Linked DNA regions of Homo sapiens: all the other regions are linked to region 3. The links are chromatin loops, found by intact Hi-C in ENCODE. Cell type or tissue: mammary epithelial cell. All regions are shown on one strand. Each heading gives the region's core, and the rest is flanking DNA. Links, peaks and the distances in the headings are about the cores only. Region 1 has its middle 54 kb from the start of SOCS1. Region 2 overlaps CLEC16A (C-type lectin domain containing 16A). Region 3 holds the start of LOC105371081 (a long non-coding RNA gene). Region 4 overlaps CLEC16A (C-type lectin domain containing 16A).

Region 1 (7,689 bases), core at 1,561-6,560, 68 kb before region 3:
GCCAGCTCAGGGCTCAGCTTGGATGTCCCAGCCTGGGCTGCCTCCTGGACAGCTGGCAGAAGCCCCATCTGGGCACTCCATCCGGTGGTGGCCAGACAGGTGGCCCGGGAGCTCCAAGGCTGTCCCCAGGCCCACCTGGATGTCCGACATGAAGGCTCCAAGCAGCTCAGCAGCATCCCCTGGGAAGGAAGGGGGGCTGTCAACAGTGACAGCTGGGTGCTCTATTGGGGTCAAAGTGCGCCGAGTTACTGCCAAGCTATCCTGGTTCCCAGAAATGATGTGTAGAACTTCCTGCCGCAAGGAGTGTGGCTATCTGCTACCTGGCCCCCCTCCATCCTCTCCCAGTTTCCCCCAGCTCCCTTCCAGAAAGCCAGGCTTTCAGCAGGAAGAGTGTTTCTCGGATGCCGTTCACTGGGTGCTGGGTGTGACCCAAGGCTCCACGTGCTGAGCTGGGTCCAGAAACCAGGAGTTTGGGGTGCAGAGAAGGGGCAAGCTTGAGTTTAGCCTCATCAGAGCCAGGTGCCCCTGGAGCCCTGGACCTCATGGGCCTCAGTCCTCCCACATCTGCCATGGGGATACTTGTGACTACCTCTCAGCGTTGACAGGAGGCACTAAAAGGGAAGGCGCTGTAGCAGTGCTGGTGACTGCGATACTAGCGCTCACGTCTGCCTTAGTCCCAGTGCTCCGGCCGCGTTGGGGCAGCTATTGAAAGAGAAGCCAGATTTCAACATTATATGAAGAGACAATGTGGTGGAAGTTTAGCCCTGTCCAAGATACCCTGTGGACACAGCCTGACCTGGGTTCGGATCTTGACTGTGCCACTTGCTGGCCGTATGACCCAGGGTGAGCTCCTCAGCTTCCCTGAAGCTCAGTTTCTGCATCTGTAGAATGGGAATGAATAGCGATGTCCATCCGTTAGGGCTATGGTAAGGAGTCGATGAGACACCACATGAAAGGGACCCGATAAAAGGGAAGGTGTGGATGACGGGGTCACGAGCCCACTGAGAGGATGTAAAGCTCAACCCTATAGCGGCTCCTGTGGCAGAGGCTGGGGTTATGGAAATAAGCCCCCGTGGCCGTGTTAAATCAACCCCCCAGAGAAGTCAGAGGCAGTGAGGAGGCAGGAAGCACTCAGTCCTAGACTAGGGATCCAGAAGACTAAGGAAGGCAAATGCCTGGCCAGTGACATCTGAGGAGGCTTCCTGGAGGAGGGGATGTCTGAGCTAGTGTCAAGGATGGACAGGTTTGGCCACCAACGTGAAAGGTCACATCCCAGGAAAGCAGCCAGCTGGGGCAAAGGCAGGGTGACCAATGTTTCTCTGCAGGCGTGGGAAGGACAAGCCACGTGGTTGAGGGATCACCCACTGCCTCCCCCACAGACCCCTGACTCCACCTCTCAGAGCCCTGAGCCTCCAGTCATGGGCACAGCCATTCTCTCTCTCACTCCAGGTCTTCAGACCCCTAGCAATGGGGATGCCCCCTTTCCTGGCATCACAGGAAAAAGTGGTGGCACATACCTGGTGGTATGGACCCTGTCCTTCTCCATGGGCCCCTGCTCTTCCTCCTCAGCATCATCGTTGCCAACATTGTAATTTGTAACTGTTTTCTGGTCATTTTTCTATGCAAATAATTTTTGAATGAACAAAATGGGGTTATGGTTTCCAAACTCTTACAACTTGCTTTTTCCTCTAAGGATACACATACCATGAGCATTTTCCCAGGGAAGCAATACTCCAAATCACCATTTTATTTTATTTATTTTATTTTGAGATGGAGTCTCATTCTGTCGCCCAGGCTGGAGTGCAGTGGTGGCTCACTGCAACCTCTGTCTCCCGGGTTCAAGCGATCCTCCTGCCTCAGCCTCCTCAGTAGCTGGGATTACAGGCATGTACCACCACGCCTGTTTTTTTTTTTTTTTGAGATGGGGTCTTGCTCTGTCGCCCAGGCTGGAGTGCAGTGGTGCAGTCTCAGCTCACTGCAAGCTCTACCTCCCGAGTTCACGCCATTCTCCTGCCTCAGCCTCCCCAGTAGCTGGGACCACAGGTGCCTGCCACCACGCTGGGCTAATTTTTTGTATTTTTAGTAGAGATGGGGTTTCACCGTGTTAGCCAGGATGGTCTCAATCTCCTGACCTTGTGGTCCGCCCACCTCAGCATCCCAAAGTTCTGGGATTACAGGCGTGAGCCACCGCGCCCGGCCTATGCCCGCCTAATTTTTGTGTGTTTAGCAGAGACAGGGTTTCACCATGTTGGCCATGCTGGTCTTGAAATCCTGACCTCAGATGATCTGCCTGCCTTAGCCTCCCAAAGTGCTGGGATTACAGGTGTGAGCCACCTCGCCTGGCCTCCAAATCACTATTTTAATGGCCCCATGGCATAGATGGACTGTCATGAATTTAACCAAGTCTGTAATCTCAGCAAACATTTCTTCAGGAGGGTAAGATGTGTGCAGCCAAGAGTACAAGGGTCCAGAGTCCTTCGGTTTGGTTTCTGACTCCACTTTTTTGTGTTTAAAGAGATGGGGGTCTCACTATGTTGCCCAGGCTGACCTCGAACTCCTGGGCTCAACTGATCCTCCTGCCTTGGCCTCTGGAGTAGGTGACTCTACTTCTTAGAGCTGTGTGACTCTGGACAAGTTACTCAACCTCTCTGTTTTTCCTTGGTTTCCTGAAAGATGAGAAACAGAGGAGCCCCTGCAGATGCCTAGTCATGAGACTCCCTTGAGCTCTTGGGTGTGTGGTGCTTAATGAAGCGCAGCGCCCTGGAGACAGACAGGAGGTGCCACGTGGATGGGGTAAGGGGTATTGTTGCTCTTTGTTGTTGCTATTTGGGCCAGGTATTGATTTTACAGTCTGGAGAGTGAAGGGCTCATGCCAAGTGGCATGAATGTTCAGAGTGACCACGACGGTTCAGTGAGACCTTGGTGCCTCTTCCCCTCCCTGGCCCCTTCCACGGAAAGCATCTGAGTCCCTTGCAGGGGGCAGGTCTCCAAATTCCCAGAAACATCTGGGGCTGGTTGGCCTCACAGGCCAATTACACCAGTGTCCCAGGAGTCTAGAAAGACGTTCTAGAAAGACACTCTCTGGGGAGAAAACCATACTGAAGTCTGCCCAAAATGCCACCATCACCCACCCCCTCCCTCTGGGTTCAGCACTGCCCTCTCCCTGGGTTCCCCTTTGCATGTTAAATTAATGCCCCAGAGAGGCTCTGCAGACGGCCCCAGTGACGGCCACCACTGGAGAGACTCCCTGGATGGATGGACAGATGGATGCAGCCCCAACTCCCCCACTCCCACGGGGCCCCAGCCAGAAGGCAAGAAAGCCCCTACCCAGCCTCTAACTGCTCAAAATCCCCAGCACCAAATTCCCCCAGCCTGGGGATCGCCAGGAGGGAGCCCTGCGTCCCCAGTGTTGGCCCCACCTCCCTTCCCCCAGGGGGCAGGTGCAGCCTAGCTCTGCTCTAGTGTCCCCTGGGCACTTCTGTTCCCAGACCAGGAGCCTCCCTCAGCCCCAAGCCTGGGCACCCCAAGGCTCTCCCAGGCTTGGGTGGCAGCATCCCTGGCTCTCCTTTGCAGGCTGCTCAGCCTCTCTGAGCCGTGATTTTCTGCAAAATAGGAATAATGGGACTATTAGATCGAATGACACATGAGATTGCCATTTTTGTGGGTCAAGATCAGACAGGCAATCAGCAATTTCTTATGGTTTCAGCAGACGGCTGCCTTCGGTAGGGAGCTGAGGACTAAATGAAGAAACAAACGAGCAGCCCTGGGCACAGAATTTGGCCCAACAAACTTTTCATTGTCATTCCTATTACTTATTGTGGTGGATGGGGCTATCCCTCTCCCACTTCAAGGATCAGCAAGCCCTGCCACTCGGACGAGGCTCCCTCTGAGGCCAGGAAGGGGCCAGGGGGCCCTTCCTGAGTCCTGCCCACAGCCCCTGACTCGCCAGGCTGGACACTCCTTGCTGAGTCTTTTAACTGTCATTTCCCCCAAAAAGCCCTTAATCACCCTCTGCCGGGCCAGGGGGAGGAACCGGGAGCTGCAGGAGCTGCAGGCTGGCCTGCAGGAAGATGACTCAGGGGAATCCTTCGATCCCCTTGGCACGATGTGGGGGAGTGATTAAGGGGGGCGTCACAGGTGTGCGCCATGTGTCCGTCACCTGGCCGCTGAACTTTTTCTGAGCTGGAGCTGCTGGAAGCTGACTCAGGGGGTGGGCCTCTCCTGCCCTCCTTCCCCTCCCCAGGGCCAGGTCCCCTCTCTGTGGTGCTGGGAGGCAGGCCCTGAGCATTTCATTCATTGATTCATTTCTTTCATTTGTCCATTCATTGTTATCAGATCGATCAGTGGCTCACTTGTGTGACTCATCTGTGGGTCCGGCCCTTCATTCATTAGTAATAAACTCCATGACCATTCGCCCAGCCTGTCCTCTGGGCCAGCTGCCTTGTCAAGTGGGTTTTCTCATTCAGTCCTCTCAGTGCCCTGGAGGAAGAGCTATTATTACCCCCATTACATGGAGAGGAAAACTGAGGCATGGGAAAACTCAGTAACGCCCTGTGGAGTCCGGATTCAAATCCAGACCTGCTGCTGTCTCTAGAAAAAAAAGTCACCGTCCCCCAAAGCTGTGCCTCCCCTTCTGTGTTCCTGTAGCCACGTGGCCAGGTAAAAGTTACCCAGGCCAGCCTCACCCCACGAGAGCAGGGACCTCAGCTCACCACCTGGGTCCAGCACAGGCTTCCTCCCCTTGACCCTGGGAGAGTCGAGTGTCTCTTTAGGCTAAGTAAGAGCCCCCAAACCTGAGTTCCATCCCCTGTGGAAAGCCAAGCCTTCCCCTGCAGATCTCTAATTTCCAAGGACTCACATCCTCACAGCCTCTCCAGCCCCAGTCTCCCAAATGTACGGAACTGGACCGGATTTCCTATAGTCCCACCTCTGCACATGGGCTCCCTCTGCTCCTCAATCCCGTGGACCCCAGCAGAAATGTCAGTTCTTCCCTGTATCCCTCAAAACAAAACTCATGCTCCCATGAGGCATTTGTGAGAAGCGGTGGTGACTGAGGATTTGGGGGTGTAAACGGGAAGGGGGTTTTGCAGCCACAGAGCTGCGATTTCATATTGACATCAGATCTATAAGCCACTCCAGCACAGACCACCCAGATGGACCTGCTGTGCCTGATGCTCTGTCTGTGGATTCTCCCGTGTGGTGGATTTTTCTGGTGGTTTCTAAGCTTTATTGTGAGCTCATCTTCAGCGGGGAGATTTGCTGCGTGTGCCTGTGCACGTTTGGGCTCCCACACCCCTCAGGACGAGACGTTTCCCAAAAGGGATGCGTTGAGTTTGAGTAATACTCCAGGGATTTCACCAGCTGGGGACCTGCATTCACACTGAATTCCCGGCATGAGATTCCAGCAACCCAGAGTAGAATCAACCCAGACCTCAGTCTCCCCTGCCCTGCCCCACCCCCACACTCCCAGGCTCAGACTTTCAATTTCTTAGACTTCCCGCTATCCAATCTCGGGCTGTTCCTAGGCTGGGCAGAGGGTGATGTACCTTCCCATGGGATGGGGGAAGCCCTTCAGGGTCCTGCCTTCATACTGGGGTTTCTGTTCCTGCTCCCACGAAAGTCATGACCAGGGATCAAGGCCAGTCTGAGTCCCTTTCCCCTTCCCCACCCCACCCTTCCACCTTGAGTTCCATTTTTATTAGTGACCCCTGAATTTGCTTTTCTTTGAGCTTTTTATTTTTCACTTTTTTTATTTTTGAGACAGAGTCTCGCTCTGTCACCCAGGTTGGAGTGCAGTGGCGTGATCTCGGCTCACTGCAATCTCCGCCTCCTAGGCTCAAAGGGATTCTTGTACTTCAGCCTCTCGAGTAGCTGGGATTACAGATGTGCACCACTGTGCCTGGCTAATTTTTTGTATTTTTAGTAGAGATGGGGTTTTGCCATGATGGCCAGGCTGGTTTTGAACTCCTGACCTCAGGTGATCCGCCTGCCTCAGCCTCCCAAAGTGCCGGGATTACAGGCGTGAGCCACTGTGCCTGGTCTCTTTTGAGCTTTTTAAAAACATTTGTGGCCGGGAGTGGTGGCTCACGCCTGTAATCCCGGCACTTTGGGAGGCCAAGGCAGGTGGATCATGAGGTCAGGAGTTCAAGACCAGCCTGGCCAAGATGGTGAAACCCTGTCTCTATTAAAAATACACACATTTGCCGGGTGTGGTGGCACGTACCTGTAATCCCAGCTACTCGGGAGGCTCAGGCAGAGAAATGCTTAAACCTGGGAGGCGGAGATTGTGGTGAAGCAAGATTGGTGACAAAGTGAGACTCCATCTCAAAAATAAAATAAAATAAAATAAATAAATAAATAAATAAATTGCAATTATTTATTTAATTTTTAGAGACAGGGTCTTGCTCTGTTGTCCAGGCTGGAGTACAGTGGCACAATCACAGCTCACTGCAGCCTCAACCTCCTGGGCTCAAGTGACCCTTCTGCTTCAGCCTCCTGAGTAGCTGGGACCACAGGTGCGTGCCACCATGCCTGGCTAATTTTTTTGTTTTTTTGGATAGAGATGGGGTCTCGTTATGTTGCCCAGGCTCTTCTTAAACTCCTGGAATTGAGCCATCCTCCCAACTTGGTCTCCCAAAGTGCTGGGATTACAGGCATGAGGCACCAGACCCAGTGGGGGCTTATCAATAGATATTTTAAAATCAGTTTCATTGATCCTGTATTAACTAGCTCCCTGGAAACCTCACCATGGCTTCCCACTGCCCTCAGGATCAAAACCTGGCTCCTTGGAGCCCTAGAGGCCCCACACATGACTTCATCATTTCACTTGCTTAATGCCAGGAAGGAAGCATTACTGTGTCCGAGGTGTGGATGAGGAAACTGAGGCATGGAGAAGGTGGTGATGTCGAGGAGGGGCAGAGGAGCCCTGTCTGATGCAGGGTGGCGCGGGGGGAAAGGAGACTCAGAATCCAGGCCTCCTGCTCAGTCCATCCCCCTGGGTGCCAGTCCCCAAGCTGTCTGCTGTAGCCGAGGGGGTTGGGACACACAGGAGCCACTGCCTGAGTCTGCCTAACCACTCCCTCCCTTCCCCAGAAGCAGACACGTGGTGAGACACACCCGGTCACTGGCACCTGTGAATGGCAAGTCAATACTGGGTGTGGCCCTTCCTTCTAGGAATAAGCTCCCTAGAGGTTCCCTTCACAGAAGTGGGCAGGGTCCTGCTCGTCACAGTCTGTCCCCCGGCCAGACAAAGGGCTCCATGCCTGGCCTCAGCACTCCCTAAGCCCACAGGGGACCCTGTCGTGGAGCTCCTCTGTATGCCCAGGCTGTGCAGGCATCCAGGTTTTGGCAGTGAGGATGGAGGGTCAGCGATTGAGAGCCTGAGCTGTGAGGTCAGGGGGACCTGAGTCCTAAGCATCTCTGGGATCTCGGGCAGTTTGCTTTCTCTCTCTGACCCTCGGTTTCACCATCTGTACAATTAAGCCAATGATAGCACCCACTTCATGGGGCACAGTGGGAGAGACAGAAACTGTAGGAAAAGCACTTGGTCCCTCTCCTCTCCTTTTTCCCCTCCCCTTCCCTCCCCTCCCCTTTCCTTTTTCCTTCCCTCCCTCCTTCGTTCCTTCCCTCCCTTCCCTTCCTCCCTTCCTCCCTTCCTCCCTTCCTTCTTTCCTTCCTTCCTTCTTTCCT
Region 2 (7,689 bases), core at 1,682-6,681, 180 kb after region 3:
AATATTTTGGAGACAATGCAGCAATGCTTTTTCAGGTTTGGGTAATGCAATTTCCCATTCAGATTAGATGTAACTCACAACCCCAGAAAAATAGCAGACAATGCTTTGAAGGGTTAAACCAAGGACACACCAACCCAGACGGAGACAAGAAAATCGTCAAACCCTTGAAGTCAACTACTCTCAAACTGCAGTGTGCAAGAGAACCACCCGGAGAACTGAATCAAGTGGGGGCTCCTGGAGCCCCCTCGGAAATTCAGATTCAGCAGGACTGAGAGAAGAGCAAGTAGCCACCTGTTTCATATGCTTCCCATCATGTTGATGCCTTCAGAGCAAGTGGGGACATACAGCTCAGGCTGGATGCCTAACACGGGGCCTGCAGCCAGGCTAATGTTGAGGTTTAGAGAGATGGAGCCACAGCTTAGGAAGGCTGGGTCCCACAGCAGTTGCTGGGACAAAAATCACATGCAATTCCCCTTGGAATGCTCACAATCCTTCTCAAGTGCAGTGAGCCCATCAGAACTTATGGCTCAAATGATCTGGGTGGTTTGCAGCCCAAGGGCAATGGTCTTATTTGCTGAGAACAGATTGTTAAATTCACTGAGTTAAATGGGCTGGCTGGGAGCGGTGGCTCATGCCTGTAATCCCAGCACTTTGGGAGGCCAAGGTGGGTGGATCACCTGAGGTCAGGAGCTCAAGACCAGCCTGGTCAACATGGCGAAACCCTGTCTCTACTAAAAATACAAACATTAGCTGGGTGTGGTGGCGAAGTCTGTAATCCCAGCTACTCTGGAAGCTGAGGCAGGGAGAATTGCTTGAACCTGGGAGGTGGAGGTTGCAGTGAGCCGAGATCACACCATTGCACTCCAGCCTGGGTGACAGAGCGAGAGTCTAAATAAATAAATAAATAAATAAATAAGGGCTGCAGAGGCTATGGTGCTGTACTTCATCTACCCAAACAGGCCTGAATGCCAGGTGCTGGAGCTGAGACAGGTAGACACCTTCCAGTCCTCAAGGCCTCTTTGCTGGTGGGGGAGACCAAAAGAATCACCGAGGCCAGTCCTGAGCAGCGCGGGGACCAGAAGCCTAGCTGGATGCCCTGGGAGTGCCACCGGGCACGGCTTTTAAGATGGCTTCTCCAGGGCCCACAGCCCCAGGTAACTTCACCTGTCAAGGGAGCTCAGGCTTGAGAAGGAAAAGCAGACACCAAGAGGAAGTGACTCAGGAAAAGGGCCCTCCTCTCCTGATTTCTTTTATGGCTAACTTCAGTTTTCAGGGCTGGGGGTCTGGTGAGAGCAAGGAAGGAAACGTCTAGATAGGATTGTCCCATCTACAATCTCTAAAAACGGGTAAGACATAAAGAGGAAGCAGCCTGAAGATGAAACAATAAAGAACAATCTGCTATTTAAAGGGGCTAGGGTTTATTTACGAATACTGTTTGTTATGCTTTAAAGACCTAGTATAATCAAGCATTTAATTAATTTATTAGAAATTGCATGTAATTTTTAATATGCAGTAATTAGAAGAGCCCTCAAAAAACACAAATCCTCAACCACTTGTACCCAAATCTACCAAAAGGCTGCGGGAGGGGGCATGGGCCCAGTTTCCCTCTATAATTAGGTAACTCAAACAGCACTTGAACCACCCTGGGATGAATCATTGGAGGACCCACTCCCAAATCTACATCTTCATCTTGCCTCAAGTGCATCTTCCCCAAGAGTTTCAAACGGCAGAGTTTTCCAAACTGCAGTTCCCAGGCATCCTGCATCAGAATCACCTTTGTAAGTTGTCCCAGACCCATTGAATTGGACTTTTGGTGCAGGGCCCCAATCCCACTGAAGTCTGACAGTCACCGCACCACTCCAGCTGTGGCCATCAGTGACACTCTCCACGCAGGCCCCCATGTGCCTGACACCCTGCCAGTGACAAGACATCGTTGGCAATATGGGAGAAGGGCAGATTCTCCCTCCTCTCTTCTGTGTACATCTATTAGCATCACACATCATACTCCTGGTCAATGGGAGACGGTGGCTTAGGTGGGTGGGTCTGCTCTGAAGATCCCCAACAAGAAGAAGAAATTTTAAATTCTTTAGGACCACATGACTTCAATTGATGGGGCTTTCTGCTTAGAATGCCCTTGCTGTCCTTGTCATCCAGCAAACTTTTACATTTCAAAACCCAGCTCGGGCATCTCTTGGTAAAGCGTTCCCCATGCCCCCCTCCCAGGTGGATTTAATTGTTCCCTCCTCACTGGCACCTCTGTACCCACACATATTTGCTACTGCACAGCCCACCCTCATTTGCAAAGATCTGCCTCCCATACTAGACCTGAGCTCCTCAAGGTCAGCACCATCACCTTATTGATCTTGCTGACCCCAATACACTCCAAATGTCTGATACACAGCAGGTGTTCAATAAATGCTGAATGGGGCAGGGGATGGTCTTTGTAAACATAACTTAGATCAAAGCATACACGACTGAACATAGCCAGGGATCCAAACGCCAGACACGGCAAGTGACAGCACAGAGCTCTGGTGAAGAGGTCAGGCTTCGGAGTCTGGCAGACAGACTTGGGCTTGACCTTTGGCCCTGCCACCTCCTAACTGTGGCCTTGGACAAGGCGCTTCACCTCTCTGCAGCTCAGATTCTACACAGTGGTGGGAACAGTCAAGGCTTCCTCACTGGGTTGTTCCAGAGAGGCAACGTGACCATGCACAGAAAGAGCCAAGCACAGCGCCTGGCACAGAGCAAGGGCTCAACAGAAGCAGGCTTGGCTGCCATGGTGATTAGATTATGGTCATTGTGGTGGGGGCCGTTATTCACATTATTACTACATTATCTAAGGAATATTCCAGGAAGGTAGAAAAGAGATCAGGCTAGATTCAAACAGGGAAAGAGGGCTTCAGGGCAGGAGTCGTGATGGGAAGGTTCAGCGAAACCAGAGCAGGAAGTAGAGAAAGTCTGGTATTTCCTGAGAGGCACTAGAGTATATGGTTAATTACAAACACTGGTATAATTAGAACATAGGGTTAATCACAGACACTGGAATGCCTGGGTCTGAGCACACCTCCATCACTTATTAGCTGGGTGATCCTGAGCAGGTTACTTTCCCTCTGTGCACCTCAGTTGTCTCACCAGTAAAATGTAAACAGCAATGGTACCTGAATACTTTAGTATCTACCTATTTTGGTGGTGTTGGGAGATAACAGATAACTAACTTGGCAGTTACTATGTATGATACAAGTGCTAGCTATTGTTATTGTTGCCCTTATTAAATAATTTCTGGGGGAAAAAGACCTAGTAACTACCAGAAGGCCCTTATAGGCAGAGAGGGCAGGGCGGTAAGTCCTGAAAAAAAGATTCTAGGAGCCCCCACGTGCCTGGTTCTCTGCGAGGGCTTCATGTGACCTACAGACTCACAGTAACCTGAAGATGTGCACACTGTTGCCACTGCACAGGACAAGACAGCAAGTGAGGTTTGGCGACGTTCAGTAGCTCGCCCACAGACCTGTGGCCAGGAAGAAAGGTCTGAGAACTCCATTTGTTTCTTGGCCTCTCAATACTTGGTGTTCTTTGCCCTGGTCGGTGGCGCCATCTGCTGGGTATGCAGTGATATTGCGTGGGGGCTTTCTTCCAGTAGTGAAACCGGGTGCCTGTTCATATATGTTTATGGACTGTTTGAATATCTTCTTTTGTGAGGTGCCTGTGCAAGTCTTTTGCCCATTTTTTTTTTTTTGAGACGGAGTCTTGCTCTGTCGCCCAGGCTGGAGTGCAGTGGTGCGATCTCCACTCACTGCAAGCTCTGCCTCCTGGGTTCACGCCATTTCCCTGCCTCAGCCTTCCGAATAGCTGGGACTACAGGCGCCCGCCAGCACGCTCGGCTAATTGTTTTGTATTTTTAGTAGACATGGGGTTTCACTGTATTAGCCAGGATGGTCTCGATCTCCTGACCTCGTGATCCACGTACCTCAGCCTCCCAAAGTGTTTGGATTACAGGCGTGAGCCACCGCGCCTAGCCTGCCCATTTTTAAAATTAGGCTGTGTGGCTTTTTCTTGCTTTTCTTTATATACTCTGACCACAAACCCTTTACTGGAGATAAATATTGCAAATACTTTCTCTGATGGTGGCTTACCTTTTCGTTCCCTTTATACTGGGTCTTTAGATGAGTAGAGGTTCTTAATTTTAATGTAGTTCAATTTATTAATCTTTCCCTTGGATGGTGTTTCTTGTATCAAGCTTAAGAGGTTCTTACCTACCCCAAGGTTATAAGGAAATGCTTTTTACTTCTAACAAAGTTACTGTTTTACTCTTCGCATTCTGACTTTGAGTACATCTGGAACTGATTTCTGTGTAGGATATGAGGTACTGGCCAAAATTAAGTTTTTCTATATGGAAATCTACTTGACCCAGCACCATTTACAGAAAAGGCCCTCACTTCTCTACTGCACTCCAGCGCCACCATTGTCATTAATCAGGTGACTACCCATGTGGGTCTCATTCTGGATACTCCAGTTTCATTGATCTATTTGTCTATCCTTGTATCAAGACCATACTGTCTGATTACTGCAGTTTTACAGTAAATCTTGCCATATAGTAATTAAGTCTTCCAACTTCTTTCCTTCTGTTTTTCAATATTGCCTATTCTTGGCCCTTTTAATCTCCATATACATTCAAAAATCACCTTCTTCATTTCCACAAAAATACGTGCTAAAATTTTCTTAGACTTGCCCTACATCTATGGCTAAATTTGGAGAGAACTGACATATTTACAATAGTGTAACATTCTGATATTTACAGCATTTGTTTCCATGCTCACTTGACAGGAATCTTGCAGATCTATTGTTAGAGTTGCTGCTAGGTAGTCGACATTTTTTTATGCTATTGTAAATGATATTGTTTCAAATATTCATTTTCTAAATGTCTTTTGCTGGTATACAGAAATACTCAGTAGACTGCAAGCTCCAAAGCTCAATGAGGGTTACACCTTCACCTTGCTCGTCTTTCTGTCCCACAATGCCCTGGCACACCGTTTTACACAGTGTTTTAGGAAGAGATGCTCAATATACATTTGCTTGAATGTAATGGGGGGAAAGGCTGAATGGATTAAGATTTAATGTTTTAATGGTGTATCTAATTCCAGGGCTTTGGAAGATTAGGTAATTCAACCACCTCAGAGATATAAACATTTTAATAACTTTTTGTTGTTGTTGTCATTTTCTGAGATGGAGTCTTGCTCTGTCATCAGGCTGGAGTGCAGTGGCGTGATCTTGGCTCACTGCGGCCTCCGCCTCTTAGGTTCAGGCGATTCTCCTACCTCAGATTCCCAGGTAGCTGAGTTTATAGGCGCAGGCCACCATGCCCAGCTAATTTTTGTACTTTTAGTAGAGATGGGGTTTAGCCATGTTGGCCAGGCTGGTCTTGAACTCCAGACCTCAACTGATCTGCCTGCCTCGGCTTCCCAAAGTGCTGGGATTACAGGTGTGAGCCAACTCACCCGGCCCATTTTAATAAAACCTTCTGATTATAAATGTAACATTCACTTTAGAGAAGTAGGAAACTTTGACAACAATGAAAGAGAAACGGCAACCGTGGTGCCTAGAGATGACTGCTGCTGGAGTTGCAATCTATTTCCTCGGGTCTTTTTCTTTGCTATGGATATTTACATAGTTGAGGTCATGTTGCATTATCCATTTCAGTGCCAATCTTATTTCCCACCTCAGCTAAAACAAAAGCACTTTTTTTGGTTATTGACAACTGTTTGCAAATATCTGTAATGGCTACACAGTATGACACTGAAAGGACAAGCACAGTAGCAACTCTTTTGAAGGGCATTAAGATTCCTAATTGTGTGAGTGATAACAATGTTGCTATGACCATCTTTGTATGGAAAGCTGTGTCTTTATCTCAGAAAAGTTTCAAAGGACAGAATAATTACCTTGCTACTTAACGGCAGCAAATTAAAATGTTTCTCTTACAATGATAACCACTGTTAGAATGACAACGTGTTTTCTCAAACTATGTATGTACCTCAGTAAAACAGATGAAGCTTCCTATTACTGCCAGTCTCTGTCTGAGTGCTTCGTTTAATCCCAGAAACAATCGACCCTTTGGGGATGATGCTCTGGGAGCTGAGGCATCTGCCCAGGGCCCTGGTGCAGCACAGGAGGTGCCTAGGTTACAACCAGGCAGACTGAACTCCAGACCCCATGATTACAACCCTTCTAGGACTACAGAAATGCAAACAATGAAGTAAGCAACAATTTTATTGGCCAAGAATTTACATGAGGTTATGAATGCCTAACACACAAAAAATAAATTAAAAAAACACCAAATAGATAAACCAAAAAGGCATGAAAATACTATCAGATCTTATGGAAAGTCCTTATAAAAGGCTCTAACTCCCATTTGTCTGGAAAAGAGCCAGTATTCTCATATCCCCAGCAGGAGCTCTGCAGATGCAGTCTCAATATCCGAGCTTTGCCTGTTAGCTAACTCTCCACCGACAGATGAGCTTCAGAGTTTGAAATGCCTGGAGAAGAGAAACTGTAACCAACACACTCGAGGTGCATCACCAAGGATGACAGACGTAAACAAATCTGGCCTCAATAGCCTCTGCTTTCTCAAGAGTCACTAATTTCACAGGTTAAACCACTACAGTTAATAATGCCCCATATCCTTCAAAAATTAGCAATTCAGTCCATTTCAGAGACAGGAATACTAGGTCCAAGTTCATTTCAGTGACAGCATTTTCTGCACGTGCTATGCCTTGCACCATAATGAGCTTATTAGGATGCTCCTCCTTCAAGATTTTGAAATGTACATTTGCAAGGTGGGGCATGAGAAAGGATAAGCAGAATGATAGGAGGTCTGGGGGTTAGAAATTTACCCCCCAATGTCCACACAGCTCCAAATAACAATGTCTCAGGTGTGGTAGAGGGATGGGAGACACAGAGCCTGTATCTGTCTGGCCTGTTCAGCACTCGGGCAGAGGCCCTGCAGACGTTCCCCAGTGTGTCCCACTCTGTGCCCTGAAAACCACCATCTGGTCAGTGTTCAGCCTTCTGGCCAGCAGGACAAGGAGAAGCTTCACGGAGGGTGGAATCAGGCTAGAGGATTAGAGAAGGTGTTCACAGGCTGTGCTTCCCCTGGTGAATCATCCCCCAAAGATGTCAAACAGGGCCGGCAAGTGAGGCTGGGCCGGGGATGTGTAGGGTATAGGCAGGGCTATACCCTAGCTTTCTTTAGGGCTTTAGCCCTAGAGAAAGTCATGGCTGTGGCACAGGTGCTGTGACTAAACTGGGGAGAACAAGCAGTTGTTGGGAAAAGACTGGCCTTTTCTGAAAACAGAGGTCTGCCTCTCGTTCATCCTGTGACAAATATTTGTTGATTGCTTACTATCTGCCACGTCCTGTGCTGGCATACCAGTACCCAGCTGAACAAGCCATACAGGCTTTCATGATTCTTATGTTCAAATTGGGAGAAAACAACAAAAAAGATATGTAACAAAGGAAGACAATGTCTGATAGCCAAAGGACAGGAACCCCGGCCAGCTTCCTGAGGGTCTAACTCAAGGCCGAGATGAAACTTTAAGAACGCACAGGAGCTAACAGCCGACCCACTCTTTGGCGATGAGAAGTATATAATAATGTGTTAACTGTGTGGGACAGTGTGAACAGGCACAGAAGAAGTTA
Region 3 (7,689 bases), core at 1,388-6,387:
TTAGATGGAGTCTCGCTCTGTCACCCAGCTAGTCTGGAACTCCTGACCTCAGGTGATCCACTCGCCTCGGCCTCCCAAAGTGCTGGGATTAAAGGTGTGAGCCACCACGCCCAGCTGGCATTTCATTTTCTTGGATCCCAAAGGCACTCTAATTCTTGGGAAGTGGTTCCCAAACCTTGTTCCAGGGGATTGTCTTTGAGCTAGTCAGAGAGATTTTAAGGCAAAAATCAAATCAAGATGGACTTTTATCAACTTACATACAGAATTAAGGGCTAGGAATTTTTCGTTTCTCGGTTTTCTGCCATAAAGGGGCCTTCACACCTTGGCATCTCCTATCACTTGTCTGTTAATGAGAACTTGCGGTTGATAAAACAAATGATTCAGAAGCAAAGAAAAAAAACACCAACAGAAAAGGCTTAGGATGTTTCCTTGGGTGATTTTATGGACTTTTCCTTTAGATACAGACTTGAGACACAGATGCAAGTCATGCTCTCTGATGACTTCTGTACTCTTGGTTCACACGATGGAGTAGAATACAGCAAGAATATGTGGGGTTCCCAAAGCTCACCTGATTTCCAGGTGTTCTGCCTCTGAATATGCTTCAGAACGGAGGGCATGGCGGTTCACGGAGTGGAAACCAGGGAGCCCTGGCTGGCCACTTGTGAGCTGGTAACACTGGGCACTGAGGAATGACACTAGCTTCCCAGAGCTGTTGTGAGGCTCCGGGGGACTGCCTGGCTCAGATGGGCGCAGTGCCAATGATGGCAGTCAGCACCCCAGGGGACAGGATGTGTGCTGGGCTGGAGGCCCAATTTGTGCTCTTCTCCAGCCCTGGCTCAGCCTCTGAGAGCTGTGGGGCCTCAGGCAGATTACAGGATCTCTTCTGTGTGAGGAGGAAAATTCTGCCTGCTCTATTACACCCCGGTGTTTTACCAACGCCCAGGGAAAGTCTTTGTGAAAGAGCAACTCTGTGCCACTGCAGCATGTCTTTGTAATTGACAGCAGAAGGACTACTGCATTCGTAATTTTGTTCGTGCTAATTGATTAATGTGTAGAAAAGGAACCTATTTTCTGGGGTCCCAAGGCTCAGCCCTTAACTAACAACAACAACAACAACAACAACAACAAAATGGCAAGAGCAGTTAACCTTTGCTGCACGTTTTATATGGGTCAGGCATTGTTCTGGGCACTTAGGTGAATGAACTCATTTTATGTCACAAGAGCCTAATGAGGTGACACTTGTATCCCATTTTTTGTTTTTCGGTTGTGGTACACATAACAGAATCTACCATCTGAGCCATTAGTAAGAGTACAGTTCAGTTCTTAAGTCCACTCACATTGTCGAGCATCATCCCTGTTTCTTATATGAATAAACTGAGATCCAACAAGGTGAACCAAATGGGTCAAGGCCACCTAACAATTTTCCCGTGGAGGTGGAAGGCTGGGACTTGGGCCCATACTCTTTGGCTTGTGCTGGGTGCTTTCATTCTGCTGCTTCTCACCTGGGCAAATACTCTGCTGCTGGGAAAAGAAACCCCATTGTGAATGAACAGGAAAAACAATGAAAAAAAGGATGCTGGGATTGATCATGGACACCCTGGGGTGGGAAGATTTGGTAAGTTCGATCTTTTCTTGGTGTCTTCCAGTCTTTTCTGTTATGCACTAGATGTGCTTGACTAGGAGGCTGGAGGATGAGGCTGGAGAGCTCTATCCTACGTGTGGGGCCAGGCCCGTGCTGGTGAGCACACGGGGTGTGTGGCCAAGCCACCCGCTCTGCCACTGACACTGGCCTGTGCTGTGCTGCCGGCATGGCTGCCCTGCTGCGGGCCCACCCGAGCCTACAGAACATTCTAAGGCATGGCCCAGGTCAAATGGCAGATTGCATATGGGGTTTGTTCTCTCCCCCCACCTACTGCACGGGCTTCTCTATTAGCAACCAGGGAGTGTTCCCTGCCATCTGACACACTCTTATGACCAGAAGGCTCCCGGGCATACAGTCGCTTTGGCAGTATGAGTTAGGTAATGACCCCAAAGAGTGAAGCAACACTCAGTTCTTTGGAACTCTCTTCTTCCCCTCCCTCCACCTCCCAGAAAAGCATCTGGGCAAGATGGCTGGCCCTGCCTACTGTGTCCATATTTAGCGAGAGAGGGCTCCCCATGACAAGTGCTACTGTGTCTATTGGGAAAGTGTCTTTGGGGGGCATGTTGTGAGTGGGGAAACCTTGCAGGCCCGGATCCGGGAACGCGGTTCCTTCTCTGGCTGTGTGAGCCCAGCTCCAGATTCCCTGAGGCTCTCTCTCTCCACAGCTGCTCTGGAGCCCTGAAAAGAGGCTTGGCAAACAGGAGACCCCTTGGACTCAGCTCAGGGCTGATTTTTGAGTAGGATCTGTTCCCCACACCCCTGCCCCACCACTTGAAGGCTGATCTCTTAGAGGCAATTGCCAGAAAGCTTTGAAAGGGGCTCAAATCCTGCTGCTTTTGTTCAGGCAGGATTTTGAAGTCATCCTTCTGCTTTTTGTTCATGCACACCAGGGACAAACCTGTGCAGGAACGAGCCCTGCACCGCTAGCCTGGTTTGGAAGTGGTGGTCTCAGGACGGAGCATCTTTCTGGATTGCTGCTTTGCAGGTTTGTCCTTGAAACACTGGAAGTGGGTCTTGGGGCACGAGGATGTGGGCCTATGCCAGGGTGGATGACGGAAGAGGGGAGTAGGGAACATTCTGTCTAGACCAGGGGCATCCCTTGAGGCCCCTCTCTAAGGAGGGCCTATCCTACTGATCTCTGACATTCTGAGACAGGCAGAGCTGCCATGCGAAGTAGCTCAGTCATTGCAGGTTGAGCAATCCAAATCTGAAAATCCAAAATCCAAAACTTTTTGAGTGTCGACATGACACTCAAAGGAAACACACATCGGAGCATTTCAGATTTCGGATTTTTAGATTAGTGAAGCTAAACCAGTAAGTAAGTATAATGCAAATATTCCAAAATTCCCCCAAATCCAAAATTCAAAACACTCATGGTCCCAAGCATCTTGGATAAGGAATATTCAACCTGCACCAATGCCAGCCTTGAAGCAAATGGGATTTAGAGGCAGGAAGGGGAGGTACAGATCTCAGCCTATCTCATGTGAGCTCTGCAGTCTTGCTTTGAGCCTCAGTTTCCTATCTGTGAGGCAGAGCAAGTGATACCAGCTTCCAGGGTGGTCGGGAGGATAGAATTTGTGCATATAAAGTGCCCAACATGGTTAATTCTTCCAAATTATAGCTCACACTTCCAGAAATAGATACAAATTTTTCTGTCTAAAATATGCTTAGAGTTGGAGCCGACAACGTAGTTTTGCCTGGTACCAGTGAGGCCTTAGGTGGCTGCTGTTAGGCCCTTCTTTCAAAAAAAAAAAAAAAAAAAAAATCAGAAAAGGGGAATTCACATTAGCTATGAATTAAAAGTTGGTTCAGCATGGTGGTGGGACTCAGGGTCTGACGCTGGAGGGAGGGTATCTGGTGTGACCTTGGGTAGGCCACTTTCTGACCTGCTGAAAGGGAAAATGGTAACATCTTCCTTCTGAGGGCTATTGGGAAGCTCGAACAAGAATAATGCATAAAGTGCTTAGCAGCTCAATAAATTTTGCTTTATAAAAGGCCTGAGGGTAGGAATCAAATTTCCATAACTCACGGACCCGCCTCACTAACCTGCTGGCCCAAGTCTCTAAGCAGTGAGCTGAAGGCTGGGAAAGGGTTAAGACCGGGCTGGAGAAGCTGGAGGAAGCCCCAGGTCCTTCTTCCTGTGTGACTCCAGAAAGGGTATTTTTTGCCTTGGGGAGCTACAAGGAGAGAACTGGCTCCAGTTTTATAATCAGAAACAAGAAAAATAAGAGGACTAAAAAATTAGTTCCTGGAAAATGCCACCATGAGATGACATTAGCACCTAGGACGTTATTCTCAGGGGAGGTCTGAACTGATGTCTATGAATGAAACATCAATTTTCTTTTTGCCTTTTTGGATGGCGGTCAGAGGCTTTGCGGTCAGCTCAGCTGGCTCATAGCACACTGTCATTTCTGCATTCTTCCTAAGTTACTCAGCTGCCAAGGGCTGCCTCTGGAACCGGCGAGGCTTTTCCACGGAACTATTAAGTGCTCTGGGTCACGTGACTGACCCTGCCGGTTTAGGTGCCTTTGATAAAGATAACACCGGTGAAAAGCAAGGCATGGCCCAGATACTCAGGAGAGTCAAAAAAAAAATTTTTTTTTTTTTTTGAGACAGAGTCTCACTCTGTCACCCAGGCTAGAGTGCAATGGCAAGATCTCAGCTCACTGCAACCTCCACCTCCCGGGTTCAAGTGATTCTCCTGCCTCAGCCTCCCGAGTAGCTGGGACTACAGGTGCCCGCCACCACACTGGGATAATTTTTGTACTTTTAGTAGAGACGAGGTTTCGCCATGTCGGCCAGGCTGGTCTCGAACTCCTGACCTCAGGTGATACAGGGGAGTTAAATATCTACCACAAGACAGCTGGAGCCCCAAACCCAGTAGGAAGCTGGGACAGGAAGTGAATAAAGTCCAGCTTAGCCCTTAAGGGATGAAGTCCAACTTGCCAGCTCACACCCAAACCACCACCAACTGGCACAGGGTACCAGACCTGAATAAGACAGAAATACCCTGGCCTTAGGGGTTTACAGTCTGTTGGGAAAACAAGACTGAACAATTCCTCCAGCCCCATCCTCTGTCCCCCAGCCTCCCATCCACCAATGCATCCATCCGCCCACACATCGGTATTCACTGAGCAACTACTTCATAGGCATCCATGAGCACTGTCAAGGACAAGACAAACGAGGTTCCCCACAACCCTGTACCCACCCCCTGGCCAAGTGCCTTCCATTCTAGTGCAGGATAGTGTCAGAGAACAAGGAATACAAGAGGCAATTTCAGCTAAAGCTAAGGACTATGAAGACCATGGGAAAACGGTCTGGCAATTCCTCAGAAAGTTAGATTGTCACATGACCTACTTTTTACTCCTAGGTATATACCAGAAATAACTGAAAACAAAACAGGCGTTCAAACAAAAGCTTGTGCACGAATGTTCGCAGCAACCCATTCAACAATAGCCAAAAGGCAGACACAGCCCAAATGTGCATTGATGGATGAAGGTGGAAGCAAAACAACGTCTATCCATATAATGCATATTATTCAGCTAAAAGAAGGATAGATGCACCTTGAAAACATGATGCAAACTGAAAGAAGCCAGGCATGAAAGGCCATGGATTGTATGATTGATATGAAATACCCAGACTACGTAAATCTATAGAGACAGAAAGCAGATTAGTGGATGCCAGGGGCTGGATGGGGGCGGGGGCGGGGGGGGTGGGTGGGCGATGACTACTTAATGGCTATGGGGTTTTCTTTTGAGGGGATGGAAATGTTTTGGAACTAGAGGAGAGGATGATGGCACAATCTTGGGAAGGTTCTAAATGCCACTGAATTGTTCACTTTCAAGTGGTTAGTTTTATGTTGTGTTAAATTTCACCTCAATTAAAAACAAGCTGCCGTGCAGAGAACTAGGGTGACCTGGGCACTCAGGGAAGGCCCCTTTTTGAGGTATCGGAGCAGAGCCCTGAGTGCTGAGAAGGAACCAGCCATGCAGAGGGCTCCAGGCGGAGGGAAGCACGAAAACAGAGGCCCTGAAATGGGACGCACTTGGCCCTGGTGAGGCACAGCCAGCCAGCCAGTGCGGCTGAAGGGCTGGATTGTGTCATCTGCAGAGAGCCGAGGGGAGAGAGGGCTGGGAGCTGATCCCAGAAGAGGGCAGGGGCCAGACTGCATGGGACCATGGGCCACAGAGAGGGGCTGGTGACAGGAGGGGCTGGTGGGTTTTAAGGAGAGAGCAGCAGAAGAGGCAGAGAAGTCCCTGTCCCGGAGTTAACAGGCTGGTGGGGAGCGGTTGATGGTAAACCAGGTGGGAACAGGTCACTTTTTTGTCATGTCACTAAGCCCTCATCTGCAAGGGCCAGGAGATGTCAACCTGCCTGGCTGCTCCTCTGAGCTGTGTGCTCTGCCAGCCCTTCCCACACCCACCAACCCACCAGGGTAACACCTGTAAGCAGCTCTGGTTCCCTGCGGCCTCCTGAAGCAGCCTCTGGGCCAGTAGGAGCCCAGAGTGAGGAGCAAGGCTGTTCTGGGAGGCCGTAGCCCCTGACACCCCTGGGTCATTTCTGGGGAACAGCTTCTGCTCTGGGGTCTGCTGGTCCACTTGGAGTTTATGGAAAGGGTGGCCTTGCAGGCGAGTTTTGGACACCCTGCCCATCATGACAGATTCTATCTCTAGAAGCAGCTGTTGCCATGGGCCAGGTCCATGAGGCACTAACCACAGCAACATGGCACTCAAAGCCACAGAGTGCTCAGGCTAGAGTCTAGGCCTGGCCATGCCTGCCCACCCCCACATACTGGCCGCCACTGACCCCCCTCCTTGGCCAGGCGCACGCACAATCCCTCGTGAAGCTGAACATTCTGTGAGGGTGAGAGCCATCAACATAAAACCAGCCAATAAATAGAACTTGTGATTTTTTTTTTCTGAGCCAAATGGAAGAAGAAAAATACACCAAAGTGGCTAGTCACCTATTAGCCCTGATTTATACACTACTTTAATATCTCATCCAAGGAAATGAAAGGCATATTTTCATCAAATACAATCGTTTATAGCTTCTAAAGGGGAGACAAACTGCTCTATGACAATTACCTGGGCCCGCAGATAAAATCGGAAGATGTGTCCTAATAAAACACCCTTGTCTGGCAGCCACCCCGAGGCAGCAGCCAGAGTTGTTTTCTTCCTTGTGAATTATTATCTAGGCAGAAGCAAGGACTCCATGCGCTGTGCGGCCTATGGGGAGGGGCACCATTGTGGAGGGTGGGAAGTGGTCACGCCCCAGCACCCACGGGCCCTTGATGGCAATGGTGACATGTCACAGTATCAGAGGCCAACCTGGGCCAGGTTTCTGATGACCGAATCTCCCTCCACTGCCCGGCTCCCCGTGTCACTACTCTGTGGCTTCTGTAAAACTCTGAGTAGGAGGAGGGTGGTGAAATTCAGTTGATATGCAACCAACCTAAATCTGTCACCTGGGTACATGGTCCTTGGACACACATCTTGCTCGCTTGGTGACAGAAATTTAGCCGAGGGATGCTGCTTAAGGTCTTCTCGGTTCTCAGTTCCTTTGTGTTCCCTTGTCAAAGTTCCATGGACTAAACCACCAAGTATCTAGGGCCCCAGAGGGACTTTCCTTGTCTTCCCGTGTTCAGAGAAGGGAGAAGGCCTTTGATGGGCTCTGTTCCAAGGCTGAGCAGATAACAAATGCAGGCTCATTCTTCACTCAACGATACTAAGTGGGGGCACAGAGCTAGGCGCTGAGATGCAGGGTAAACAGCACAGAAGGTTCCCACGCAGGCAACCCTCTCTGCAGGGGAGAAAGACTATGACCAGGCACACAAAGGCATCAGCCAGGTAAGGAACCTCAGTGCTGTGGATAAACGGAACCAGGCTAGGCTGGGTGCGGTGGCTCACGCCTGTAATCCCAGCACTTTGGGAGGCCGAGACAGGCGGATCACAATGTCAGGAGATCGAGACCATCCTGGCTAACACGGTGAAACCCCATCTCTACTAAAAATACAAAAAATTAACCGGGCGTGGTGGTGGGCGCCTGTA
Region 4 (7,689 bases), core at 939-5,938, 55 kb after region 3:
GGTTAAAATTCCTCCTGGCTCAAATTGGCTGGAGAGAACCCCTATGCTCTCCTGGCTTGGAACTGCTGTCCTGTAAGAAATGATAGGGCCCTATGGCTTGAGGAATCCAGGGAGTGGGTACCTTGTGACTAGGTGGGGAGGGGAGTGGAAGGGTCAGATGGCCATGGAGGAGGATTTTTGAGCCTTTTAGTGCAAAAAGGAAAGGAGAGCTTGGGGAGACGTGAGCCAGGGCTACCTGGAGGAGCCCTACCTGGAGGCGCCACAGCAACAAGGACATGGGTGAATGGAGAAGACGGGCAAGAAGGGCAGGATGTGGCTGGGTGCCCAGGACAGAGGAGGCAACCTGGGAACATCAGCGGGCTCAGACCAGGGGCACCCTAGAGATGGGAGTAGAGTGGAGAGGGGGCTGAGGGAAGAATTTTAACTTGTACCAACAAAGTGGGGCTCTTTTGTCCAGACAAAAGGACAAAAGGTTGCTGTTTCTGAGACCCAGGGGCCCACTGGGCATGCCTCCACCCTGCACCGGGGCTGCAAGGTCAGAGGGATCTGCCAAGGACAGGGCAGGAGGTGGGGCCCAGGCCATACAACTGAAGAGCATTTGAGGGGTAGCTGTCTCCTGCCTGCCTGTTCATCTGCTTAGTTCTCCAGGCTTCCTCAATTGCAGCGTGTCCCGCAGAGCCTCTGCCTACCCTTCCAGCCCCATCTGCTGCCAGTTTCTGCATCCCACCTGGGGTGGGCTGTAATAGCCCCCAAAGATGCCCACGACCTAATCCCTGGAACCTGTGAACATGCTACCTTACAAAAGGGATTTCATGGGTGTGACTGAATCAAAGAGCCTGAGCTGGGGGAGCTTATCTTGGATTACCTGGACAGGCCCAATCTAATCAGAAGGGGTTCTAAAAGTGAAAGAGTGAGGCAGACGAGGAGGTGAGAGTGATGCAGTGTGAGAAGGACTCATCCTGCCACTGCTGGCTTTGAGAATGGAGGGAGGGGCCATAAGCCAAAGCACAGGCGACCTTTAGAATCCAGAAAAGGCAAGAAAACAGATTCTCCCCAGAGATTTCGGGAAGGACCAACACCTAGACTTTAGCCCAGTGAGACCCGTGGCAGACTTCTAACCTCCAGAGCTGTAAGAGAATAACTGGGTGTTGTAGAAATGTGTAGCAGCAGCCATATGAAACGAATGGACCGCCCAATGTTCCAGACACGGGCTACTGACCTGGTAGCCAAACATACCTGTGTGTCTTCACTGCAGATGCCCCCTCTGCCTGGAAGGCCCTTCCCCAGGTTGTCTGCTGCTTCACACTGGCTCAGAACAACCCTTGGCTCAAAGGCTCGGACGCCCAGAAGCAATTCTTGTCCCTGTTTACCCACCCACCCCCAGCAAGGGCCCAACTACTCTGTATTCTTCTTGATCCTGCAGTTTCCAGCAGAGCACCTGCACCCACCTGCTGAAGTGCATCACTGTGCTAGATGCCTGAAGGGAGGAGGGCTCTGTCCTGTCCTTGTGTTTCTGGTGGCTAGCACAGTGCCTACCATTCAGCAAATGATGGATGGACGCGCACGGGAGTGGGTGAGGAAACACTCAGAGTCCCTGTCTACAGTCAAGTGTGCAATCTGCAGTCTGGATCTTGTGTTTCTGGTGGGAAACAGATGGGATCTATTATGGTTACTGTGCTATGATAGGAACAAGATGCCATGATAGGAAGGGAAGCCGCTGAAGCCAGGGGCCCTGGGAGACCTCAGGAAGTGGCAACAGGGGCTGCATCAATCTAGTCTGGAACCTTCTGCTAGACACTGCTTGGGACTCACATTTCCCAGAGTCTGCCAGCATGGCTCATCAGACTGGAGGCAGCAAAGGGAAGGGGGCCCAGCAGGGAACAGTGAAAGCTGTAGATGTTCATCAGTTTTGCTGCTCTGAAGAATGCAAACCATAGCTGGGAGAGAGTCGAGTTTTATGAGAAACCAGTTAAAGGCTAAAGGTTAACCGGAGTCATTTAAATGACATGCATATTTCCTGGCTTTGCACAGCTCTGGAAAACCCCAACTGCATTTAGAAAAATGCAAAGTGTATTATAAAATTCAAAGGCCAGGGTATAGGTAGTAAAAAAAAGATAAATGCAAAAAGATAATGTGGATGTGCCAAGTTGAAAAACCAGGAAGTTGCATGCGGCTTTTCTACATGAGAATTTGGAAGGAAAAGGAAAGAAAGTCTATCTCACCTTGAACCTTGTATAAAAAATGGTGGCATCCCAGTCAGTCCAAAGGCTGGAGGGAAGATGGGATGAGAACTTTTGGCTCTTAATTATTAGCAAATGACTAAAAAGTTGTGAGGACTGGGGGAGGCCAGCTCAGCCCCAACAACTTCTGAGCCTCCATGGTCTGGCTGGCTGACTCTGGCCTGGACAGTCTCTACTCCTAAGGCATTTTTATGACTGCCTGAAACAAAACAGGCCATTTCCAAGACTGGCACTGGTTCAGAACAACCACAAGAGATAGGGATGGCTGGAGTTTCAGTGCTGCAGGGAGTTTCAAGTTCTGCAAGGGAATCTCCTGCCTAGCCCATGCAAGTGATTATACACAAGGCCAAGCACAGAATGGGTTCAGCTACCTTCTGAGCACACATGTAGCTGTGTGTGGGGCTGCAGGGCTGCAGGGCTGGGGAGCATCCAGGAGGCCCAACCTATTACGCAGGCCCTTCCTCTCAAGACAGGTGCCCAAGGCTCGAGAGGGCAAGTGATTTGTCTTCAAGTCAGGTAGAGGCACACTGTATGCAAGCTTAACTTCCACAAACTCAACTACACGGATGCAGGAAAGTGGAGAGGAGAGGGAGAGAAGCGTAAACAGCTTAAATACCACAGGCCTCTCGGGCTGCCAGACCCATGAGGGAACCTTAGGGGCAGATGGGAATCTGCCTCCCTCATGGGCTTGGCTCTTCCTGCCTATCCCTTGAGCGCCCCTCAAAGTGCCCAGCATGATTCTCCCTGGTAAAGAAACCAGGATTTCATCTGACATGGCCAACCTCTTCCTCTAAAACCTGCTCAACGACGGGGTCTACTGCAGCCCTGCAGTTCAGACTGGCTGTGCCGGACCCACTCCTCATTGAGAAATGTCATTCACCCATGAGGGATCTGTGAGGGTGACTGGGACGGCAGGTGGTTTCCACCTGAGAAACTGACTTTGGAACTTAGAGAGATGTGACTGCTGTACCATGCTACCAAAGCCAGCCTTCCTGATGGCCTCTGGCTGATTAGCAGGTGGGCAAGGAGAGTTCCTAGAGGGAACTAGAATTCATGGAAAGCAGCAAAGCAGACACTGAGTGCTGAGTTCCAGAACATTCCTCACTCTGTCTAATCCCATGGTTCTCAACACTGGCTATGCAATGGAATCCTTTAGGGAGCATTTGAAAATATAGATGTCAGGGCCCCACCCCGGAGCCAGTGACTCAGAACCTTCTGGAGTGAGGTCTGGGTACAGATTGTTTTCAAAGTCCTGCTGGGCCAGAAACCACAGGGCCTTCGCACCACCCACCCTCACGCTTGGTCACAGCTCTGTCCTGGCCTGGCCTAGGAGCAAATCAGATGCCCCTAGAGCGGTTCCCCTGTGGCAAACACATTTTCACTTCTATTTTCAGGCAGGTCAAAGTAAAAATGAAAATTTATGCTTTTACATGTCCCAAGCTCAGTATTCTGTACATTTCTCTAAACACACACACACACACACACACACACACACACACACACACACACACGTTTTTTTTTGTAGAGATGGAGTTTCACCATGTTGGCCAGGCTAGTCATAACTCCTAGCCTCAAGTGATCCGCCTGCCTCAGCCTCCCAAAGTGCTGGGATTACCGGCATGAGCCACCGCGCCTAGCCATATTCTGTACATTTCTTAAAAGTTTAGAAGTATGAACAACATTTGACATTCATTTGAAAAATCTGTCCAGGCCGCCTGCAGCACCACGCATTGTGCTGGTCACCAGCAATACAGAGACCCCTCACACCCTCCACCAGAGTTCTTAAGTCTTAAATCAGGATTTTGCTCTTTTTGTTTTTGACAGGGTCTCACGTTGTCCCCTAGGCTGAAGTGCAGTGGCTCGATCACAGCTCACTACAGCCTCAATCTCCCCAGGTTTCAAGTGATCCTCCCGCCTCAACCTCCCAAGTAGCTGAAACTACAGGCACACGCCACTACGCCTGGCTAATGTTTTTTCTTTTCTTTCTTTTTTTTTTTTTTTTTTGAGACAGAGTCTCACTCTGTCACCCAGGCTGGAGTGCAGTGGCACAATCTTGGCTCACTGTAACCTCCACCTCCCTGGTTCAAGCAATTCCCCTGCCTCAGTCTCCGGTGTAACTGGGATTACAGGCGCATGCCACCACATCCGGCTAATTTTTTTGTATTTTTAGGAGAGACAGGGTTTCACCATGTCAATCAGATTGGTCTCCAACTCCTGACTTCAGGCAATCCGCTCGCCTCAGCCTCCCAAAGTGCTGGGATTACAGGAATGAGCCACCACGCCCGACCTTTTTAGTAGAGAAAAGGTCTCTCCATGTTGCCTCGGCTGGTCTTGAACTCCTAGGCTCAAGTGATCCTCCCGCCTCAGCCTCCCAAAGTCCTGGGATTACAGGCCTAAGCCACTGTGCCCGGCCCTGCTCTTTGTTTTTAAATAGATTCTAATGATCAGTCCTTGTGATTTCAGGTGCTTCCTAAGCCTCAACTTTAACGGGGATTTAGGATTCAAGGTCACAATACTTTTCAGCGTTTCTGCCTAATCTGAATAGAACCCATCTCCCTCCTACAAGAGGGTGGGAGGAAGTGCTGCTCCATTCTTCGATTCCTGATCTCCCCAGCAGGCCCTGGGGTGGGCTGGAGAGTGTGCATTGGCTGAGGGCAGGGTGGACCTGGTCAGTGGCTGGGCCAGACTCTGGGGCAATTGGCAGGCCAGCTTCCTGGGCTGGGAGAGGTGATGTATAGGAGAGATGGCCTTCTCCTGACTTACACCTTCCTTAAAGGTCGCGCTGTCTGTCACTGGTTCAGAGATTTGTTTTGGGTGTTCTGTGGTTGATCAGATATCAGGGCCAGAAGGCAACCCTCCCCTCCTGAGGCCTGAGCAATCACCGGATCCTGTGTCAAATCTGGTGGCTGGGTTCACTGGGGAAGGTGGGCGTGTGATGCAGGGGAACCCAGCAGCTTCAGGGTGAGGAGCTGTGTGTAGGCGGAGCCCCAGACAGCTCACAGAGTGGGCTGGAGCGAGGGATGTCTTGAAACTCAACGTTAATCCTCAACCCCACTCCCCCCATGAATTCCTGTTTTCTGTGGCGGCTCTTACTGCCCTCCCCTCCCCGTCAGCCAGATGTTGTCAAGGAGGCTGGCTTTGGCAGCCCTGTGGGGCAGAGTGGGGGTTTTGGGGCACCCTGAAGCCGGTGGCCCAAGGGGGAAATCTCTTGAGCTCCGTATGACTGGGCTAGCACAGTGAGGAGCAGATGGGGGGCACACATGGCACAGTGAGCTGACACCACAATGGGAAGCCAGGACCACTGAAGGGTCTGACGTCTATTTAAAAGGATTCTACTGGCTGTTGGTGTGGAAAGGGCAGAGGAGGAAGCTGACCCCCTAGTCCCAGTTTTCTAGAATCCCCACCAGCTGCAGGGGAGCTAAAGGCAGTGAGACGGAGCTGGGTTCTCTATCTATGTGATGCTTAAGCTGGCAGGATTTGCTAAGAGCTTGGTCACAGGGATGAGAAGAAACAAGGATATTCCAAGGTTTGGCTGAATAACTAGAGTGATCATTTCTTGACAGAGGAGTAGTGGGGTTTGGATGAGAAACCCAAAAACCAGCTTCTTTGCCAGCCCTCGTCAACTGGGCTCTATCAAGACGCCAGGCACAGTGCTAAACACTGATAGGCAGCGTCTCATCCTCCTGACATCTCATCCTCCCAAGCACCTCATCCTCCCCCTGGTCAAAAAACATGCCAAGGCCAGGCGCAGGGGCTCACACCTGTAATCCCAGCACTTTGGGAGGCTGAGGCAAGAGGACCGCTTGAGCCCAGGAGTTTGAGACCAGCCAGGGCAACATAGCAAGACTCCATCTCTATAAAACATTTAAAAATTAGCTGGACATGGTAGCACATGCCTGTGGTCCCAGCTACTCTAGAGGCTAAGGTGGGAGGAGCCCTTGAGCCCCCGGGGTTCAAGGTTGCAGAGAGCTATGATTATGCCACGCACTCCAGCCAAAGCAACAAAGTGACACCATGTCTCAAAACACACACACACACACACACACATACACACACACACACAGACACACACACACACACACACACACACACACACAGACATATCCAAGGTCACAGTGCTGGGCTGGGACTCAACCGCCAGCAGGACCCCTGCCCCTCCCTGGAAGCCCTCTGGTGCAGCTGCACCCAGAAGCTGTCCACATCCCAAGGGTTGATGTGCCTCGGAAGTTACTGCTTTTTGAGCAAATCTAAGCCACTAAGTCCCTTCCTTTGTGAGAAATCAAAACCATGGTCCCATTTCCAAATGTGTGGGAAGGACTGGTATTTTGAAAAAGTATTTCAACTGTAGAGTGCCTTCAGCAGAAACAATATAGATATTTTTTCTTGAGATAGGGTCTTGCTCGATTGCCCAGGCCGGAGTGCAGTGGTGCAATCATTACTCACTGCTAATTTTTAAAAAAATTTTTGTAGAGACAGGGTCTCACTATGCTGCCCAGGCTGGTCTCCAACTCCTGGGCTCAAGCAATCCTCCCACCTCAGCCTCCCAAAGTGCTGGGATTATAGGCATGATCCACTGTGCCTGGCTTAAAAACAATAATTTTAATAGGCAAAAAAAGCTCAAACAGTCTCCACTACTCAAATGCCTCATTTCTCTAATGCATAGAATTGAATCTAGAAATCCTGCTTTGTAAAGGAAAAAAGAATAATTTGTGTGTGTGTGTTTTTCAGAAGAACTGTCCTAGAGCCACTTCAATACATCAACAACAAAAGAGGGCACAGTCATTAGGTGACCTTGTGATCTCAGCAGAACATGTCTCTCTAATGTGGCTCAATTATGATTGTAAGTTTATAAAACAGGGAAAGATTACAGGAATATACATTAAACCACATCAATGAATGCCACTGAGGAAAAAAAAATAGGTCCAGCAGACAGGTACCAATCAAATAATCAATACACAGGAAACAGCTACATCACCCTCTCCTTTAAAAGAACCAAATAATACTGCAATTGGATTTACTTAAAAATTTTCCACTTGAACAAAACTGACAGCTCTATTACAATCCCATTTCCAGTCAGTTTATAGGATACAAATTTCATTTCTCCATATTTCTACTTCATTTCTGAAAAGTGGCCAGCAACATTATTCATCAAGTACACAGGGAAGAAGTTTAATTCATAGAGAGGGGAAACATTGTGAATTCCATGTTTTCCATTTCCTTAGAGAATTGGTGGTTTAACTGAAACTTGATTTTTTTCCCAATCTGTCAAGTTCAGGGTGCCTGCCTCAAAGTGGGGTAAGGAAAAAGAAAAAAGAAAAAAAAGAGAAGAAAAGAGGAAGCATTTTAGCCCTTAGAGAGGTTAAATAATTTGGGGTAGCTCAAACGTTGAAATCAAAACAATCTACATTTTTAGAAAATGCCAAGATGGGTTTAAGATACTTGGTATATG

What was found. Hi-C counts contacts between places; a loop is a spot of excess contacts. Peaks named below come from ENCODE experiments on the same cell type or tissue, not always from the same donor. Only the 100,000 strongest peaks of a DNase experiment are listed, where the experiment ranks them.
Region 1: a loop joins it to region 3, with 8 times the contacts of the local background. A loop is called at or near these places in 7 of 110 quality-filtered maps.
Region 2: it touches region 3 in a loop (3-fold over the local background); 2 of 110 quality-filtered maps call a loop at or near these places.
Region 4: it touches region 3 in a loop (2.1-fold over the local background); 5 of 110 quality-filtered maps call a loop at or near these places.

The regions. Positions count from the first base shown.
Region 1 is chr16:11,198,460-11,206,148 of GRCh38, reverse strand. No RefSeq gene overlaps it. Among named protein-coding and RNA genes, the nearest start is that of SOCS1, 54 kb to the left of the region's middle. RefSeq lists enhancers at 2,784-2,863, 2,897-3,693, 3,686-4,885, 6,653-7,153. In mammary epithelial cell, for the core only: no CTCF peak of the experiment used is centred there; a DNase peak (open chromatin) is centred at 4,308; H3K27ac peaks cover 1,913 bases.
Region 2 is chr16:10,950,021-10,957,709 of GRCh38, reverse strand. The region is part of intron 1 of CLEC16A (C-type lectin domain containing 16A); the gene reads right to left. Among named protein-coding and RNA genes, the nearest start is that of CLEC16A, 9.3 kb to the right of the region's middle. RefSeq lists an enhancer at 3,663-3,732. In mammary epithelial cell, for the core only: a CTCF peak has its summit at 3,593 (motif pointing left); no DNase peak of the experiment used is centred there; H3K27ac peaks cover 160 bases.
Region 3 is chr16:11,129,901-11,137,589 of GRCh38, reverse strand. All of the region lies in intron 22 of CLEC16A (C-type lectin domain containing 16A), which reads right to left. It overlaps LOC105371081 (a long non-coding RNA gene), which reads left to right and starts at 2,540. Exons shown (of 2, transcript XR_001752081.2): 1 at 2,540-2,627. In mammary epithelial cell, for the core only: no CTCF peak of the experiment used is centred there; DNase peaks (open chromatin) are centred at 1,989 and 4,079; H3K27ac peaks cover 565 bases.
Region 4 is chr16:11,074,027-11,081,715 of GRCh38, reverse strand. All of the region lies in intron 19 of CLEC16A (C-type lectin domain containing 16A), which reads right to left. Among named protein-coding and RNA genes, the nearest start is that of CLEC16A, 130 kb to the right of the region's middle. In mammary epithelial cell, for the core only: no CTCF peak of the experiment used is centred there; a DNase peak (open chromatin) is centred at 3,475.